Regions from separate parts of the Homo sapiens genome. Here region 1 is linked to region 2. The links are chromatin contacts, found by Hi-C or POLR2A ChIA-PET in ENCODE. All regions are on one chromosome and are shown on one strand. Each heading gives the region's core, a stretch centred on a gene start or an enhancer-like site at or near the end of the contact. The rest is flanking DNA. Distances are from core to core; before and after follow the strand shown.

The links. Hi-C counts contacts between places; a loop is a spot of excess contacts on that map. ChIA-PET counts read pairs that join two places held with the same protein, here RNA polymerase II (POLR2A). Pooled maps may share reads with other maps.
Region 1: a map of gastrocnemius medialis shows a loop between it and region 2 (2.2-fold over the local background). The contact joins two enhancer-like sites. A Hi-C loop is called at or near these places in 3 of 168 maps with a recorded cell type or tissue (esophagus muscularis mucosa, gastrocnemius medialis and psoas muscle) and 3 of 50 pooled maps. POLR2A ChIA-PET finds 5 or more read pairs at or near these places in 1 of 52 experiments (T-cell).

Annotation. Positions count from the first base shown.
Region 1 is chr1:177,443,836-177,446,550 of GRCh38, forward strand. No RefSeq gene overlaps it. Among named protein-coding and RNA genes, the nearest start is that of LINC01645, 94 kb to the left of the region's middle. Within about 2 kb of position 1,341, at least 2 of the 41 ENCODE cell types and tissues checked have a DNase peak (open chromatin) inside an H3K27ac peak, as active enhancers do; they include gastrocnemius medialis, where a contact is called at or near this core.
Region 2 is chr1:177,273,850-177,276,549 of GRCh38, forward strand. It overlaps BRINP2 (BMP/retinoic acid inducible neural specific 2), which reads left to right. Exons shown (of 8, transcript NM_021165.4): 6 at 2,349-2,585. Among named protein-coding and RNA genes, the nearest start is that of LINC01645, 76 kb to the right of the region's middle. Within about 2 kb of position 1,347, at least 8 of the 41 ENCODE cell types and tissues checked have a DNase peak (open chromatin) inside an H3K27ac peak, as active enhancers do; they include gastrocnemius medialis, where a contact is called at or near this core.

The DNA of each region.
Region 1 (2,715 bases), core at 91-2,590, 170 kb after region 2:
TTACTGGGAGTTCCTATAAGCTTAGAGGAAGAAATTTCAGAAAACACAAAAGGATGTGTTATTTCACACAGCAGGCAGTCCACATAAGGAACTCATTACTCCAAGAGCTAGCGCAAACTTAAAAAAGATAATTTGGTTCAAAAAGGGTTTTAGATAAATTCATGGATGATAGAACCATAATGGAGTCCATCCTCTATACACTTAAATACTCTCATTAAGTTATCACTTCAGCTTTTTCCTTCTGTGCTAAATAATAGTGCTTCTTCTAGCTTTTCCTAATAGTCCTCATTTTCCAATCCTTCAATTTTATCTGTCCTCCTTTAAATCAGTCATCTGTGCCCCCCTTTTAATGAGCCCCTGAAAATATCATCATGGAAAATTTAGGTGTAATCTAATCCCAAGTCACAGTCAAAGTTTAAAGCTCACTGGGGGCAGAGACATTACCATTTTTATCTTTGAAGCTTCATAGCACCTTACACAGTGCCAGAGATACATTTCTGTTGAATTAATGAGTGAATCAATTAGTAAATATGTGCAACCTCAGCTGTCTTGAACTCTTATTGAGACCTAGGGTGCCTAGGTGTCTCCATGTGATATGCAGGTGTTTTATGTGTGTGATGGCAGGTTTGGGGAATGGGATTGGGCAGGAGGAATGCAAGTTTACATGAGGGATTTAGGTCTGTTGCCAAACCTCCTGAATATCCAAGTTTGGTTATAATCTCGGCTACAACTGATTTTAAGGGACCCTTATGGAATATGAGAGCTCACCCTGAGCCAGCTAACAGTCAGGTGCCTGTTCTTGTCACAGAACTTATGGTAAAAGAACAGATTAGGTAGATGGGTGGGAAGGTTAAGCAGGCAAGCAGAGTCCGTTTTGCTTTTTGTTTGGTTTTGGAAGGAGGGAAGAGGGATCTTTCTTCCCACAGGAAAAAGTTTCTTAAGAAATCTGTTCTTGGCATGATGTTCATGATTCTGCAGCTGCCCATGGGGCTCAGCAGACAGCCCTCTGCAGGTGAAGGAGAAGGAGTTTAATAAAGTTGTCACCACGGCTTCAGTATTTCTAGTTCAGAGAGAACCAGGAGCGGGTTCAAATTTAAATAGCCACAAGGAGATAGTGAGATTGGAATATTAGGAGTTGTCTGAGGTGGCAAGGGGTTAAAACACCCACAGGTAACAGACTTAGAAAATGAGCTTTACTTCCCTTTAGAGTAGAGGGTTTCCTCTTATTTATGGGCATAGAATACTGATGGAAATTCTCTCAATTACAAAGACTCATTTGCCAGAAGGTGGCTTTGGTGACCTGAACTAAAATTGTCCAGTAAGCCGGAACTGTACACCAGCAGCACCTGGGTGTGGCTGGGTAAAAGGCATGTCAGTGACATCATTTAGGACACACAAAAGAACAGTTAGTGCCTCTGTGAATGCAAGGATCATGTCCCTCCTTACTCAGCAGCCTAGATTCCTGCTGATGGAGAAATACTGGAAGAAAAGTAATTATTCATATATATATTTATAAACACATACATATATGTGTATTTATTTATTTATAGCAGTTTTGTAACATACTTTTGAGACAAGTTTTAAAACTTCAATTTGATAGCCAAACCTTCTTTATTAACATTTGACTCTTCCCCAATGACCTGAGTTAGCACTCATCATTGTGTTCTTTATATACTGTGTTTATGGAAATGACACCATGTGAGAATGAAATGCTGTAGGACCGGTAATCTCTGTCTTGTTACATGGGATTTATGGGACCAGCGGGGCAACCCTCATCACTGGCCTTGGGCCTGATGTCAACATTTTATACATTTTCCCTTCTTCCTTGTTAAGGAATTAAGAATTCATTTTGCCTTATATTATCTATTTATTTTCCTTCTGTAACATTTGTTAAATATTTTTTAAAATAGAAGAATACTACTTAAGTGCATCTTTTGTGATCTGGGCATGGGTCTGTGTGTGCACTTGTGTGTGCCTATGTACCTGTATCTCTATGTATGTCTGCATGTCTGTGTGTCTGTGTGGTTGGGACTACTTGGGACCATACAAGGAACAAATCCCATTTCCAGACAACAACAGCCAAAAAAAGAAAAAAGAAAAAAAATCATTTCCTCTAAACACCATCCTATCTAATGTGATCCTGAAGCAGGTTTGCATTCTTCAGGAAGCACAAAGGCAGTGACTACCTCCTGCTGTATACACTGCCCATATTTGGGAATTTCCTAAACGTTCTCATCTAATAAATACCATTTATCTTCACAGACATTTTGCCTTCCCTGTCACTCATAAAACATCCTCGTTGCTACCAGCTTCTGCCTCTCTCAAAGGGCAATGACAGATCACTCAGTGTTCCTGAGCTTCTAGGTAAAGGTTTGTTTTCTGTTAGGGTTGAAGGTGTTTCGGGCTCAGTCTAGTGGGCCAGGACTAGGAATTGTTTAAAACATGCATCTTTATAGAATATCCTTCAAATTTAGTGTAGAGAGAGGCAGAAGAGACAGAGGAATGCGGAGACCTGCCAGGATCTGCCGTCAAACTTCCTGCTTTGACAATCTTTGTAGAAACAAAAACAAACTTCCTGCTGTGGATAAGGTCGTGTTCTACTTTCTCAAAGAGCTTTCATATCTATTAATACATTAATATAAAATGGCATTTTCAGCCCACCGTTTCTGCTTCTGTATATTGTTACCTTCTTGATATAGAAGAAGGAACAGAAAT
Region 2 (2,700 bases), core at 97-2,596:
ATCTCAAGTCCTCTGTCACAATCCTATAAGAAACAGCATACCCATCCTTATAAGAAGCCTTTACCTAGTTCAACGATCTTCATTTCCCAGAAAACCCTCTGCTTTATCCTAAAGACACATTGAGTAATAGCTGGCCTTTACAGAGTGGTTAGAAGACTACCATCTCCAGCTCAACTAAGATCTGTACAAAGTGGGGGACCACTACTTACTGGAACCACAGTTTGAAGGTGGCCCCTGCTTTCTGTTATTTGTCTGTGATCTTGCACATGGGCAATTCAAAGTCAGGAGATGAGTTTGAGAAGAATAAGACTTTTGATCTGAGACAGAACAAGCAAAACTGTGAAAGATAAAGGAAAGAAAACCACACTAACCCTGGAGGCTGAGGGCTAAGGGGAGACGTGCATCTCTTGCTGTCTGTTCCCTGCAGGCATCCTGGGGGCAGGGCTATGCAAACTGATTCAGTGGGAAAACTTTATTTTTCTCAAGGCCTAACTGAATTGTACTCTGTTTAAGATATTATTGTCTCAGCATTACAAAATCAATAACCCTCACTCAGGATCTACGATTACAAATTCCAGGCAACCTGAGTCAAATGCGACCCAGCAATGCTTTAGGAATTAAGAAATATATAAGAAAGAGGACTAAAAACTCGTTTATTTAGAGCTACCTAAGGCAATTAGCATTCCTCTTCACTGATGTCCCTGGATGGGCTGGGTTTGTGTCTGGAAAGTAGCAGTGAGTGAAGTTCAAAATGTCTAGTTGTTCATTTGGAATAGTTTATGCTATTTAATTTTATACCCCAACACTCATGCAGACATTTGTCGGGGCACTGATTTTATAGCATGGGAAGTGTTCTGGTGAGGAGGAGGGAAGTGATGGGGGAGGTGAAATGAAAGGACTTGGAGAGGGTGAGTGTTGAAAGCAAGCATGTGGATTGGGTGTGTGAGGGGAACCACTCAAATGCCACAGTAGGCACAGTGCCAAGGAAGGAAAATTTAGGGGCAGTACAGAATTGGAGGTAGACCTCAAGAAAGAACAACAAACACCCACTGCTGCTAGCAATTTTAAGTTATATTTTGAGGTCTGCTGAGACTGGGATACATACTTTGAGTTCTCTGGTTTCCTGCCAAGGACAAGGTCAAGGGCCTAAAAATAAAGAGCTGGCAGACGTTTGAGGAAAGAGGAGCTCACCATATCCAGAAGTTCTCATATTCCTCACTTTCCTGGCACAAGGTCTCACAGTGTCGCTACTGGGGAGCCTCCTGCAGATCTGACCTCGAACGTGGCCCAGACTGCATCCAAAGGCATGCCTACCCTTTGTTCATCCTTTGGTAAGCTTCCAGCAGCCGCCTTGTGAGTGGCTTGAAGCCAACTAGGAGTATGTTCTGCTGTAGGTAAACTGGTAGTTACTGCAGTTGGGTGAGAAAACTGAAGCTCAGAGCAATTTAGTGCATTCTATCCAAGATCAGAAGTTAATTGGAAGAGAGCTGAGAGCCATTCATATCTATCCAGGCATGACTGATCTCAGGGCATTGACCACCATCCCACCTTCAAATCTTCTTCAGAGTTAAATCCTATTGAAATAGGACAGCCAGTCCCAGTTATATAGTATTAGCTGATGAGACAAGGGCAGGATCTGACACTAAGCAGATTCTATGAATGCTGTGATTTGGGCAGGTCACTGTGGTCTTAGGACTTGGATTTCCTTACCTATAAAAACCTCAATATGAGCACAAATGTTATTTGCAATCATATATAAAAAGTACTCAACATAGTACCTGGGCACTGTATCCCCACAATATCTGTTCCTATCTCTTAACCAGGACAGCTTCCTTGGTCATCAGAGCTAGGGTGGGGAGGCCCAGAAGGGTCAGAATTCAATAATGTCCTAGGATGCCTACTGCTAATCTCAGTTAAGCTATAAACAGGATGGCTACAGGAGGCAGGGCAAAAAGCCCATCAAACCTTGTTTTCTCACCCAAGAGGGCTGTAAGCTCTTCTTTTATCTGAAACATCTTCCTGTTTCCATCCCAGAAATGCTGATGTGTAGCCAATAAGCCTGTTCTTATGATATGCACGCTCTCAATTTGGCTGATCTGAGGGGTTTAGCTAAGCCTTGGGCTTTGATTTTCCCATCTGCATTTTCAGATCCTCCCCCATCTGTCACTGGGGCAGTAGTAGCCTTCTCCCCCAACCAGCTCAGCAGGATTAGGCCCTGTGGTGCCCATGCTTGGGCCCAGGATGCACAAGTCAGCAGAACTCCAGCTGGGATTCCTGCAGGCTTGGGCATGGGAAACTGAGTCCTCACTGGTTCTTCCCAGAGATTCCTTGACACATCCTTTCCCCAGGCCTTCAGGTGCTGCTGCCTGAGTATCTGCGTGAGCGCTTTGTAGCTGCAGCACTCAGCTACATCACATGCAGCTCTGAGGGTGAGCTCGTCTGCAAGGAGAATGACTGCTGGTGCAAGTGCAGCCCCACCTTCCCTGAATGCAACTGCCCTGATGCTGACATCCAGGCCATGGAGGACAGCCTGCTGCAGATCCAGGACTCCTGGGCCACTCACAACCGGCAGTTTGAAGAGTCAGGTGAGCAGCCAGAATTCCTCCCTGTCAATGAGAGGTGGCTGTGAGGTACAGAGCAAGAACATGGGGAGAACAAAACTTGAGAGTTGAGGATCCTCATGGGGATCCTGACATGACC